2 separate regions of the Homo sapiens genome follow, and region 1 is linked to region 2. A link is a contact called in ENCODE POLR2A ChIA-PET data. All regions are on one chromosome and are shown on one strand. Each heading gives the region's core, a stretch centred on a gene start or an enhancer-like site at or near the end of the contact. The rest is flanking DNA. Distances are from core to core; before and after follow the strand shown. Region 1 overlaps PRKCH (protein kinase C eta). Region 2 has its middle 9.1 kb from the start of LINC02322.

Region 1 (6,472 bases), core at 3,438-5,937, 1.0 Mb before region 2:
CAGTGCTGGAGAGCCGAGATGCTGGGTCTTGCGTTCTCTGCCCTACCTGTAACACCTAGAACAGGCTCAGGCACAAGGTAGATACTTAATAAACACCTATGAATGACTGACTGGATGGCTACCCTGCTGCCTCCACCACACACTGAGGTGGAGTCGGGAAAGAATCTTGGCCTGAAGTCTAGAGAGCTGGATTCTCACTTTACCTTTAGCTAGGGGGCTGCTCTGTGGACAGTCTCCATTCAGCTCAGTTTCCACCAACATCGGGTTGTCTGTAAGATGCTGACTGAGTGAACTGGAATTCCAGAGAGGACCAAAAAATCTGCTGGGTCACGGGGACCCAGACCATGGGAGACTGGGGCTCAAAGGGTAAGAGGATCAGGCAGGCCTCACCAATCTCATCATTTTGTCTTAGACTAACACAGCAGAACACCATAATGCCCACTGCAGCTCAAAAAGAGGGTGAATGTTTTAAGAAAAAGCGTATGAAAAAGATGAATCCTATTTCTTTTTACAAGGGAAAAGTTTATATTAACAAAAGATACCAAGCCAGGGTCACTCAAACTGTCCTAGTTTTGTTTTTTTAAGTTTTCATCTACTGCAAACCTCAAACAAACTCTTTAAAAAAATAGAGGCTTTTGAAAACACCTAAATAACACAACCAAATAGGTCCTAAAATGGGTCATCATCTAGTATATTTCACCAGAAGCCATAAGTGAGAACACATTTTTAAGAACATCTTTTTCTCTAAAATTTATAGCTCCTAGCTCCTGTTTTCTACTAAGTAACTATTTTCTATAATTAATTGAAGTGAAAATGTCCTCAAATACAAAGGAAAACACTGGAACCACACCCTGAATGTTAGGAATTAATAAAAGCCTTATTTTTGAACCCTTTCAACTGAGGTTTCTCAACCTGAGGTCCTGTGTCCTTAAGGTTTAGGAAAGGCTTTAGGAGGGCTACTAATCAGATGACATTGTTCCCAGAATATCATCAATATGCACATATGTGCATTTTTCCAGAAACAGCTCCATAGCTCTCATCATCTCTAAAAGGGTCTAGGGCTCGACAACAGTTTCAAAAGCACTGATTTAGATGGAATCTGCTCTCAACTCTTCTGTACCATAATTAAACAACAGTAATCTATATTAAAGCATCTAAGAGGCCCACAGCTTGCAAATAAATAAATGTATTCTGTTTATGGAATTAGGCTAATACACGTATGACTTTTGGGTGCGCTTCCCAAAATAATTTCAGAGCCCAGAACAAATCTGAGTATCAGAAGTCTCCTGAATATATTTCAGAAGGGAGCAGAATTTCCATTGTCCAACGGAACCATTACCAGAACCACAAAACTCTGACACCGGAAGGACCACAGAGCTCAAGGGGCCCAGCCCTCCAACATCACAGACGCAAAAACCAAAGTCCATTGTAAGGAAAGAGTGTATCATATTTAAGGGCTTGCGACACGAGAGGTGGAGAGACAGAGCTATGCTAGTACAAGGGACAGATGTGACTTACGAATAAATATGCAGCTTTGCGGTTTTTGTCTAAGTGCATGGAGAACAGAGGCTAGGTCTGAAATTGGAAATACAGGACGAGGTATAGAATATGCTCACTCTGGCCTATATGACTTATTAATGCAATTATGACAGGGATCATGTTGACCATGGTTTTATGCTCTGGCAAATTTCTTAATTTTTTACCACAAGCACAAACTAAACATCTTTGGTAACTTTTAAGCATTTATCTCCCTGTGAGGTCAAAGGCGTGCAAGGGTAAAACTTATACGCAATCAAAGGAACTTTTGGGAAGGCAGTACATAATAAAAGCACTGCTGGTAAGCTTCCTATTAAGTGGGCTTTCTACTACAAAAGTCCTATGTGCTTTGACAGATACTGCTCTAATTTACTGGTGCTACAGAAGCACACTAACATAATAATCTTGATAAATATCTCCAGATAGGACCATGATTCTCAACAAAAATTTCCTGTCTCATAAAATTCTTTAACACAGCACTTAAACACTACCATAGTCAATACCCTTGGGCTCATTCCTCCCTCTAATTAAAATGTCTGTCCTACAGTGATTTGTAGTATTTGTCATCACCCTGGGTGGATACATAGACTGGTAGCTACAGATACTTTGGGACAATAATGCTGTAATTGCCAAACTAGTGAGAATGGCTTCTAGCAAAACAGTGGGATTCTCAGTCTCTCTCTGACTTGCCGTAACAGGGACATAACTTACAACCATCCCATAGAACAAGGAGTGCGTTAGCATAAATCAAGAAATACAACTGCATGGCTTGAAATGTATTGCCTTAAGGCTGATTCTAAACCAAGAAAATAATACCAACATCACTAGCGATGCTATACAAGTCACTTAGATGGGAGCTAAATCCTCTCCAACTCTAAGCAATTTAGATTTGGACCAATTTAATTCTTAGGAGTTACTAACTTTGATAACACATAATTCATTTTGACAGTTTAAACCAAACCAATTACTCCAAAAGGGAAGAAATTATGTGATTGCCTAACACATGGAAGCAGAGGCTTTAGAGATATAAAAGTCTTTGGAGACCGTTTAGTGCAGCCCCCTCACAATATAACGGGGAAATGGGACCCAGATAAGCAGACGCTTGCCTAAGGTCACAGCTTGAACCCAGTTCTCCTGACACCCATTAAAGTACAGTGTTCCCCTATTGCTGGGAGTTGTATAACGAAATAAAAAGAGGGGTTTTTTTGTTGTTGTTGTTGTTTCTTTTTTTGAGACAAAGTCTCACTCTGTTGCCCAGGCTGAGGAGCAGCAGCTCGATCATAGCTCTCACTGCAGCCTTGAACTCCTAGGCTCAAGCAATCCTCCTGCCTCAGCCTCCCCAGTACACGGGACTACAGGTGCACACCACCATACCAGCCTGGCAGAGTTTGCTTTCTTTTTAAATTGGATAGTTAATATAATACTAATTTGCAGTAAAAGTTAACTCCCCATATATTTACTAGTAAGCTAGCTTTCTCTGAAATACTAGGACACAAATCTTTATGTAAGTAAAAATCTAAGTAAATATATATCTAAACTAATGCATTTTATAAATTAATAAATTATTACATATCTAAATAAATCTAAGTAAGTATATCTGTATTTTTGTAGATATAGATTAGATAGATATTAATACATATTAAATGTATGTATATTACACTTCTCATGAGTTAGGGCAAGCTTGTTCAACCCACAGCCCATAGGCTGCATGCAGCTCAGGACAGCTTTGAATGCAGCCCAACACAGATTCGTAAACTTTCTTAAAACATTATGAGATTTTTTTGAGGATTTTTTTTGAGCTCATCAGCTATCGTTAGTGTTAGCGTATTTTATGTGTGACCCAAAACAATTCTTCTTCCAACGTGGCCCAGGGAAGCCAAAAGATTGGACACCCCTGTTAGGGCAACAGTAATGATTTGGCTGGAACTTTGGTTCCCACATTCAGAAAACAAAGGCTTGAGCTATAGTGTCACAAAATTTAAAATGTCCCAGGTCCAAGCAAGTAATGAGTCAAGAGAGTTGGTTTCATAACAGGGAGTGGAGGGGTCTGTGGCAAACTGGAGCACCACAGCACTAAATGCCTTCAGTTTCAATGTTAAAAACATCTGTGCCAAATGAATAGACCTACAGGCTGTCTGCAGGCCTAAGAGCTATCAGGCTTTTTGTTGTTGTTCTGAATTAGATGATCATCCTGCTTCAACATCTATGATTATTTTATGATCTATACAAAACTTAAGGTATTTGATGGTTCAAATATAGTGTTCCTACTTTCTGCCTTTGTGGAGTCAAAAGTTCTTTTGCAGGTCATCTGTTCACAAGCATGGAAACAGTTCCCTCCCAAACTTTCCAAAGATGGAAACATTTCTGTGGGTCAGGAACATTTACCTTTCAAAAGGGCATCTGCGATGTCCCTCTGGGAAACATTATCAGGTCAGAAGTTCCTTTTCTTCTTTTGAGCAAAGACTGTTCACAGTCATTTAACTGAAGCAGGCTGTGGCTCTCTAGGCTGGGTCCTTAAAAGTCAGCTCTTTGTTTTTCCTCCAGGAAGATGTTCCCCACCTCCCCAAACCAGGGGCTTACCTGCCTGTAAGTACTTCTGTAATTCCCTAGTTGCTTTTGTTTGCTTTTTATCCCAATCTCCCTCCCCCTTGGAATTACAAGCCCTACGAAAGAATGGGTCATGTGTGTCCTGTCCACTTGACTTTACAGGATAGAGCACAATGCCTGGTACTTAGTACATGCTCATTGGTGGCTGGATGCTCACCTAGGGCTTGGCATTTCAAATAGAAACATGTAATAGTCTGTCAGAGTCACTACTACAAGAGCCAAGCGGATGAATCTTAGTCAATCATTCAAACAACTACACCCTGAACTCCCTGTGACCAGTGTCACACGCTTCCATTAGAGGCCAATCCATTCATACGTCCGTTCTTTCAGGTTGGAGGAGACAGCGGCAAAAGAGATCTCAGGATACTGAGGGAACACTAGGAGGAGGACCAAACCCAGACTGGCACATCAGGGACAGTTGTCTGGGTAATTAATGCCCATAATGAGACCTGAAGCACAAGGAAGAATTAGCAAAGCGAAGTGTTCCTCCTTTTGAGGAACTGAAAGATGCTCATTGTAATTTGGGGAAATGTAAGAGAAAAGGCTCAAGAGGAACACAGGGTACAGATCATGGAGAACATCCTATACCATTTTAAAGACTCTGGACTTTGGCTGGGTGCAGTGACTCATGCCTGCATCCCAGCACTTTGGGAGGCTAAGGCGGGCGGATCACCTGAAGTCAGGAGTTTGAGACCAGCCTGGCCAACATGGCAAAACCCTGTCTCTACCAAAAATATAAAAATTAGCCAGGCGTGGTGGTGTGTGCCTGTAATCCCAGCTACTGAGAGGCTGAGGCAGGAGAATCGCTTGAACCTGGGAGGCGGAGGTTGAAGTGAGCCGAGATCGTGCCACTGTACTCCAGCCTGGGCAACAGAGAGAGATTCTGTCTCAAAAAAAAAAAAAAAAAAAAGACTCAGGAGTTTATCTAAGAGCAGTGGAGAACCACAGAGGAGGAGTTTTAAATAAAGAAATGACTATTGGTTTGGCAATTGAGAAAGACTATTTTGGATACAGTAATGATAAGAGTGGAAAACAATGGACAGGGATTGTTTCCACTTAGGTCTCATTTTTATCACATTCTAATAAAGTGGAGCTAAGAAGTCAACACAAAAGGGGAACACAATCTAGTTGACTGTTTTTTCAGCTTTTTTTTTTTTTTGAGACAGGGTTTTGCTCTGTCATTTAAGCTAGAGTACAGTGACATGATCATGGCTCACTGCAGCCTCAACCTCCCAGGCTCAAGTGATCCTCCCACCTCAGCTTCCCAAGTAGCTGGGACTAGAGGCATGTGCTACCATGCCTGGCTAATTTTATTTTTTTGTGGAGATGGGGTCTCACTATTTTACTTAGGCTGGTCTCAAACTCCTGGGCCCAAGGGATCCTATTGCCTTGGCCTCCCAAAGTGCTGGGATTACAGACGCAAGCCATAGCACGCGGCCCCAGTTGCTTTATTAAATAAAAAAGGACTACCAAAAATCCCAGGCACCTCTATTATTCTACGCAAATGCTACTCTTCTCATAAAAATGCACCACACTTTTACCATCACCACTAATCACCATTCTTAACACTTACTAGATACCAAAACTTCACTAAGAGTTGCATAAGATAAAATGATTCACGTTCCACCCACCAACCTCATTCCTCTCCAAGGCTGAGGCACAACCTTTTAAATGCTGATGTCTTGCTTCTGCCCTGACTTTAACATTTTGGGCGTGAAAATTATAAGTGAAAAACGTTATAACGTATTACAAGTTTTAAAATCATAGTCTTTTAAAATGACGTAAGAGCAGGGAATTTTCCATACACAAGGTTTTCAATCCATTACCATATTCAAAGAATATAGCAGTCAGGCCCAGTCTTTCTTTTTTTTTTTTTTTTTTTTTTTTTGAGACGGAGTCTCGCTCTGTTGCCCAGGCCGGACTGCGGACCGCAGTGGCGCAATCTCGGCTCACTGCAAGCTCCGCTTCCCGGGTTCACGCCATTCTCCTGCCTCAGCCTCCCGAGTAGCTGGGACTACAGGCGCCCGCCACCGCGCCCGGCTAATTTTTTGTATTTTTAGTAGAGACGGGGTTTCACCTTGTTAGCCAGGATGGTCTCGATCTCCTGACCTCATGATCCACCCGCCTCGGCCTCCCAAAGTGCTGGGATTACAGGCGTGAGCCACCGCGCCCGGCCCAGGCCCAGTCTTTCAAGCACATATTGGTATGTCATTGATTGATTTAACAGAGGAATACTGTTCATCCAGTAACTCCTCAACTATTTTCATTTCTTTCTTTTAGAAAGATGGAAAGATGCTCCCAAAGTACTTACACTTTACTTGTCCCCCAA
Region 2 (7,075 bases), core at 3,345-5,844:
TTAGGCAAGTGCTGGCTTTTCACAGTTATAGTTTCCACGCTTATGGGATGAAATCTTCCAGGGGAGAGAGACCATCAAACAAGTAAGCGCAACAAAGTATAACAGTGAGAAGGGACAGTTGAGAGGTTTCTGTGAGAACAGACGAGGAGCACCCAGTTCATAACTGGGGGGCAGCAGGGAGACCTGAAGGAACAATAAGAATTACTCAGTAAATGGCCTGAGGAAGGGAGAGGGAAGAGATAAGACAGGCAGAGGAGACAACATGGCAAGGCTCAGAGATGAGACAGTATGGTACATGCATAGAACTGGAAGAGGTAGCCAAGTTGTTTGTATTCACTGATTTACATAAGGGCTGGGGATCCTCCTGTGAAAAAGATTTTATCCTTGTCCAACTTGGGTTTGGAAGTATACAGCTATAATCAAAACCAAATTGCAGGAAATGTGGTGGGAGCGCCCAAGAAAATTGATCACCTCCTCACCAACTGGGGAAAGCTGAGAAATGTGGGTTACATACAGAAGACATCACTAGTATGCTTAAATATGATAAACTCTTGGAGCACAAAGGTGGTGTGTGGTTGAATCCTCTGTACTGTTTACTATATGTCTTCCCCAAAATAAAGTTTAATAAATATTTGACAATTTAATGACTGACTCTATGTCTTTCTATTTGATGTTCCTGGAAGAAAACCTCCAACCATGAAGGCATGAGAATTGTGGTGACCTGGAATGGGTTATGACCTCCAGGTATGCGCTTGGAGAGAAATATGGTGACTCTCCCTGGATACCAATTTTCCTTAAAGATTTTTTTGGACAAAATTTAAACATTTGACCTGCTATATAATTTAAAGCATTTTACATGGAAGGAGACATGACTATATTAAGGAATAGCATATTAAAAAGCACATCTAATCTATAGTGTATAAATGATTTGTGACATAATATAAAACAGAGGAAAGCAAGTGGTTTCAAAGAAATTTCAGGATTGCACAAGGACACCTGGAACCTCCCCTCCCCTTGATCCTTCTGGAGTCTGCATCTTTACTGCCTTCAGCCAGCAGAGGAACTTGAATGGAAAAGTCTGAAAAGCACTCAGAGTGGGGGTGAGGGTAGTCAGGAAATAGAAGCTCTAAACGTTCTACTTAATAACAGTATTAACAACAACCACTTTCTCTTTAATAATAACAATAGCAGCAACAAAAACAACAGCTAATGTTCATCAAATACTAAATGCTAAGTACTTTTAAAAAATAATTGTTTTTATTGATACATATTAGATGTATGTATTTTGAGGGTACATGTGATAATTTGATTCATATAATCAAGTCAGGGTAATTGGGATATCCATCATTTTAAATATTGATCTTTTCTTTATGCTAGAAGCATTTGAATTATTCTCTTCTAGCTATTTTGAAATGTACAATCAATTAATGTTAACTGTGGTCAACCTACTGATCTATCAAACACTAGGTCTTATTTCTTCTATCCAAGTGTATATTTCTACCCATTAATCAACCTCTCTTCAACTCCTCTTCCACTCTCACTGTCCTGGCATCTGGTAACCACCAATCTACTCTTTTTTTTTTTTTCTGAGTTGGAGTCTCTCTCTGTTGCCCATGCTGGAATGCAGTGGCATGATTTTGGTTCACTGTAACCTCTGCCTTCCCGGGTACAAGCAATTCTCCTGCCTCAGCCTCCCAAGTACCTGGGACTACAGGTGCACGCCACCACACCTGGCTAATTTTTGTATTTTTAGTAGAGACGGGGTTTCACCACATTGGCCAGGCTGGTCTCGAACTCCTGACCTCAGGTGATCTGCCTGCCTTGGCCTCCCAAGTGCTGGGATTACAGGCATGAGCCACTGCATGCCTGACCCCAATCTGTTTATCTTCATGAGACCCACTTTTTTAGCTTCACATATGAGTAAGGGCATGCAGTATTTGTGTTTCTGTGCTTGGCTTATTTTGCTTAACATAATGGTCTCCAGTTCCGTCCATGTTGCTGCAAATGACAGGATTGCATTCTTCTTTATGGCTGAGTACTATTCTACTGTGTGCATAAACCACATTTTCTTTATCCATTCATCCACTGATGGATACTTAGGTTGATTTCATATCTTGGCTATTGTGAGTAGTGCTGCAGTAAACATGGTAGTGCAGATATCTCTTTGATATATTTATTTCCTTTATTTTGGATGTAGACCCACTATTGGAATTGCTAAATCATATGGTAGTTCTATTTTTAGTTTTTTCAGGAACCTCCATGCTGTTTTCCATAGTGGCTGTACTAATTTTCATTTGAACTAACAATGTATGAGTATTCCCTTTTAACTACATCCTTGCCAGCATCTATTATTCCCTGATATTTTTTTCGTGATAGCCATTCTGTGTGAGACATCTCATTGTGGTGTTGATTTGCATTTTCCTGATTAGTGAGGTTGAACACTTTTTCATATACCTTTTGGCCATTTATATATCTTCTTTTGAGAAATGTCTATTCAAATCTTTTGCTCATTTTTAAATAGAATTATTGGGGTTTTTTTCCTATTGAGTTGTTTGAGCTCTTTATATATTCTGGTTACTAATTCCTTATCAGATGGATAGTTTGCAAATATTTTCTCCCATTCTGTTGGTTGTCTCTGTGTTGATAGTTTCTTTTGCTGTGCAGAAGTTTTTTAGCCTGATGTAATCCCATTTGTCTATTTTTTTTTCTTTTCTGCCTTTGAAGTCTTATACAAAAAAGTCTTCACCCAGACCGACGTCCTGGAGCATTTCCCCAACGTTTTTTACTAGTCGTTTCATAGTTTCAGGTTTTAGATTTAAGGCTTTGATCCATTTTGCTTTCATTTTTGTATATGGTGAGAGATAGGGATCTGGTTTCATTCTTCTGCATGTGGTTATCCAGTTTTCCCAGCACCATTTATTGAAGAGATTGTTCTTTCCTCATTGTATGTTCTCGGCACCTTTGTCTAAAGGTGGGAGTGCAGATATTTCTTTGATATACTGATCTATCTTTTTTTTTTCTTTCTTTCTCTCTCTCTTTCTTTTTCCGTCTCTCTTTCTTTCTTTCTTTTTCTTTCTTTCTCTCTCTCTCTTTCTTTCTTTCTTTTTCTTTTTTTATTTTTTTAAGACAGAGTCTCACCCTGTCACCCAGGCTGGAGTGCAGTGGCATGATCTCAGCTCACTGCAGCCTCACCTCCTGGGCTCAAGCGAGTCTCTCACCTCAGCCTCCCGAGTAGCTGGAACTACAGATGGACGCCACTACACCTGACTAATTTTTGTATTTTTTTTGTAGAGATGGGGTTTCACTATGTTGCCCAGCCTGGTCGTGAACTCCTGGGCTCAAGTGATCTGCCCACCTCGGCCTCCCAAATTGCTGGGATTACAGGTGTGAGCCACTGCACCAGGCCTTAATTTTTTTTTTCTTTTGGATACATACCCACTAGTGGAATTGCTCAATCATATGGTAATTCTGAAATGAGCTGTCTGTAAATGCATGGGTGGTATCTGAGTTCTCTATTCTGTTCCATTGATCTATGTGTCTGTTGTTATGCCAGTACAGTGGTTCTACATAAATTTTAAGAACGACAAAATAATTTGTTTTTTCTACTTGTATGAAGATTGTCATTGTATTTTGAGTTATTTTTAATGCCTTCTCATTTAAACTTCCTTCCCCTGCCAGCACACATAAACACAAATCTTTTGAAGTCATTTTATTATTAATGTGTCAATTTACAAATGAGAAACGGAGGCACAGGCAGCTGAAGTTACACAGGGGCTTATGGAGCTGGCTTTCAAACCCAGGCAATCTGACTTCAAAGCCCACCTTGAGTAGTGAACCTCAAGATGCCAACGAGCGATGCTGCCCCCTGCTGGAGAAAATAAGCTGTTGGCTCTAGCCCAAAGCAGCCTTGGATGGTACCAGCGGCTTCTCGGGTAGCCTGGCAAAAAAAACTCCGTTCCAAAGGGATTCTGTGTATTGGTGATATTTAATGATTCTGTTTGTATTTTCTTGAGGAAACTGTGAACGTAAAACAACCAGAAAGAAAGGAGTAGGGACAGAGGCAGTAAGGAAACAGTTTGAGGGGAAGCAAAGCAGAAAAAATAAGGCAGAGGGCGATGCAGTCAGAAGGCGGGATCTCCGGGGCCTGTGAGCTTCCGGCACGGGTGACAAAGCGGCCAAGTCCCCAGAGCAGCCCCTGAGACCTCACATCTGCTGTTGAACTTGCAACAGTGAGAAAAAGTCTTCTTCTTCTCCATTAGGCCTGGCTGGGAGATCCCTGAAATGGTTTTCTGGGTCTCCTCACCACACACCCGCCAGCCTGCACCGTGTAAACTTTCTATAATCCCCCCACATCTGAGATGGTCTGAACGCTTTCTTCTTTGCAGCCTGAAAGCCGAACACAATACCAGTTTGGTGTAGGTCTTGGGCAAATCCCTACTGCCCTTCTCTTCCCTGGGTCTCAGGTTTCTTTTCAGCATAAGGCAGTTTGGGTTCTCAAGCGAGGGCAGTACTGCCCCACTGAGGGCAGGTAGAGAGAGAGAGAGAGAGAGAGAGAGTGTGTGTGTGTGTGTGTGCGCTAGCGCGCGCACGTGCATGTCAGGGAGCAACGTTGGTTGTCACAAAGACTTGGAGGAGGGTGCCACTGGCATTTAGCACCCAAGAACCAGCGATGCTAAACATTCTGCCAATGCCATTAGCAACCCCGTGGAGAAACACTGGGTGATTAAGAGTATATACCATTGTTTCTTCATAAAAAATGTAAATAAATCCACTTTCAGTTTTGAAGTTCTGTTAAATGGGGCTCTTGGAGTAAAATGGTAGTGTATTAAAGGAAAGTGATAAATAGCTCATGATTTGTATGGAGCTTTTTAAACCGGGTTTTCAATTCTGTGTGATTTTCTAAAAAAACAGTTTTGCTGTGAGTAGATTTCTGGCATGTTTCTAATGCTTGTAAGCTCTGAAGATCTAAAGCCATGATCACATTAGACACAGATGTCCAGAGAGTGGACAGAGGGTGTCCCGCTGATAAAATTGTTTGGTAGAATTTTCCTGAGTTGTAGAAAAATAATTTTTTAAGTCATTGGTACCTGTTTTGATATGTCTGCTAGTGAGCGCTAATGGAACGTTGGGCAAAGGCAGACTGGAGCATACTTCGTGAAGGAGCCTTTCTCTAGGGCCAACCGCAGTGGACTTTTTTGGTCCCCCTGAATCATAGATGAATCTGCAACTTAAATTGTGGTCATCCCTTACCACTTAGGATATTTTTAATTTTTATTATTAATTTTATTATTTATTATTGTTATTCCTTGTGTTATTTTTGTTGTATCTCAGTACAATGTGACTTCATGTTTTTATTAACCCATTTTTAAAAACTTGCTTGCATCCTACTTTCTGTGAAATGATAGTCTGATAAACTACATATTTTTTCAAATATGTTTTAAAATATATGCATAACAATTTAAAAGTTTTAAAGTTCATCCATATGCTTACTACCCTAAATCATCTTGAGTAAGTGTAAACACAACCATAACTGTACACTGTAAAAATGATATGAGAGATTTTTAAAAACCAGGATCCTACATAGGCAACAGATGGCTTAAAAGAGAATGCAAAAATCCATGTTTGTAAAATGAGTGCACATGAGTTTATAATAGAGTTCATTGACTTAAGCACGAGTGTCAATTTGTGAGCTTGTATGTCTATGTGAGAGACAGAACAGTCAACTACACCTACTATTCATTGTGGCCTTATGTGGCATTCTTGTATGAACTTCCAAATACTCCTTAATGTAGTTGGGTGTGGTGGCTCACACCTGTAATCCCAGCACTTTGGGAGCCTGAGAGGGGGCAGATCACTTGAGGTCAGGAGTTCCAGACCAGCCTGGCCAACATGGTGAAACGCTGTCTCTACTAAAAATACAAAAATTAGCCAGGCGTGGTAGCAGAGGCCTGTAATCCCAGCTACTCAGGAGACTGAGGCAGGAGAATTGCTTGAGCCCAGGAGGTGGAGTTTGCAGTAATCACGACATTGCACTCCAGCCTTAATAAGCAATTGGTAAAATACTTACCCACTGTACCATAATAAATTACTATTGCTGTAGCCAAAAGCAAATAAATTTGAAAGGTAGGTTAGTTTCTTCTGGCTTATCTAAGGTGGATATACAATGACTTTCAGGCTTTGGAAATCATTGAAACATAGCTCTTGGATCCTGTGGCAGAGATAAGGGAATCATTCCAAAACCTGGCCACAGAATTGAAGCTGTGTAAGGAGGGAAGTGAGGACATGATGAGGGTGAGGGAGAATTTAAAAGGTGGTAGGGTTAACAGAACATGGTCCCAGGGAAGTTGAGTACCAGAGGCCCTGCATTTTCCATGTGACCTAAGGGTTCCCAGAAATGGAGACAGGAAGTCCATGTTTCTTAATGCCTCACAGTCAAACTCCTACTTTACACAAACCCACGTTACTGGGGAAAGGTTCGCATGTGGCCAAAGCACCCTCCACCAGATAAATGCATAAAAAAGGAATTAAAACTTTATTCTATTCTTTCAAACATAAGGGTTCCTCCATCAGGTATGCCTTTTTCTTGGCAATTACTGAATAATCACAATGATAGCTTCACATGTATGGAGGACCCTCAGTGTGTCAGAATTCTTGTTAAGTCAAAAGGAATAATTCTATTTACAGGAAACAAAGGCAGCCCATTGTCAGGCTGACACTGTCCACAGATTTTATCCATGTAGCTTGCTTCTTGCAAACTCCACGCAGGCAGGGATTCTTACCTGTTTTGTTCAGGTTCCAAGCACCTGGGCTTAGCACATAGAAGGCTCTTAAACATTTGTTAAATGAATGAATGAACCTCAACCTTTCTCACCTTCAGTGAAAAGCACTGCAAGGTGATTGAGGAGAAAATAAGGAAGCCTTAGTCCCTGACATTTGTTGAGAAAGGGGTCGAGGAGATGATGAGGGGTGGGGAGAGGAGGCTTTTCCCATGGAACTCTCCAACACTGCTGCAGAAAGCCAAGCACATGACATGCACCACACGACCCCTAGGTGGTGGTCCTTGCAGCCGATTTCA

The links. ChIA-PET counts read pairs that join two places held with the same protein, here RNA polymerase II (POLR2A).
Region 1: POLR2A ChIA-PET joins it to region 2 with 17 read pairs in activated CD4-positive, alpha-beta T cell. The contact joins two enhancer-like sites. POLR2A ChIA-PET finds 5 or more read pairs at or near these places in 2 of 52 experiments (activated CD4-positive, alpha-beta T cell and naive thymus-derived CD8-positive, alpha-beta T cell).

What each region holds. Positions count from the first base shown.
Region 1 is chr14:61,327,816-61,334,287 of GRCh38, reverse strand. The region is part of intron 1 of PRKCH (protein kinase C eta); the gene reads right to left. Among named protein-coding and RNA genes, the nearest start is that of PRKCH-AS1, 8.2 kb to the right of the region's middle. Within about 2 kb of position 4,687, at least 6 of the 41 ENCODE cell types and tissues checked have a DNase peak (open chromatin) inside an H3K27ac peak, as active enhancers do.
Region 2 is chr14:60,328,795-60,335,869 of GRCh38, reverse strand. No RefSeq gene overlaps it. Among named protein-coding and RNA genes, the nearest start is that of LINC02322, 9.1 kb to the right of the region's middle. RefSeq lists enhancers at 3,945-4,014, 4,035-4,274. Within about 2 kb of position 4,594, at least 13 of the 41 ENCODE cell types and tissues checked have a DNase peak (open chromatin) inside an H3K27ac peak, as active enhancers do.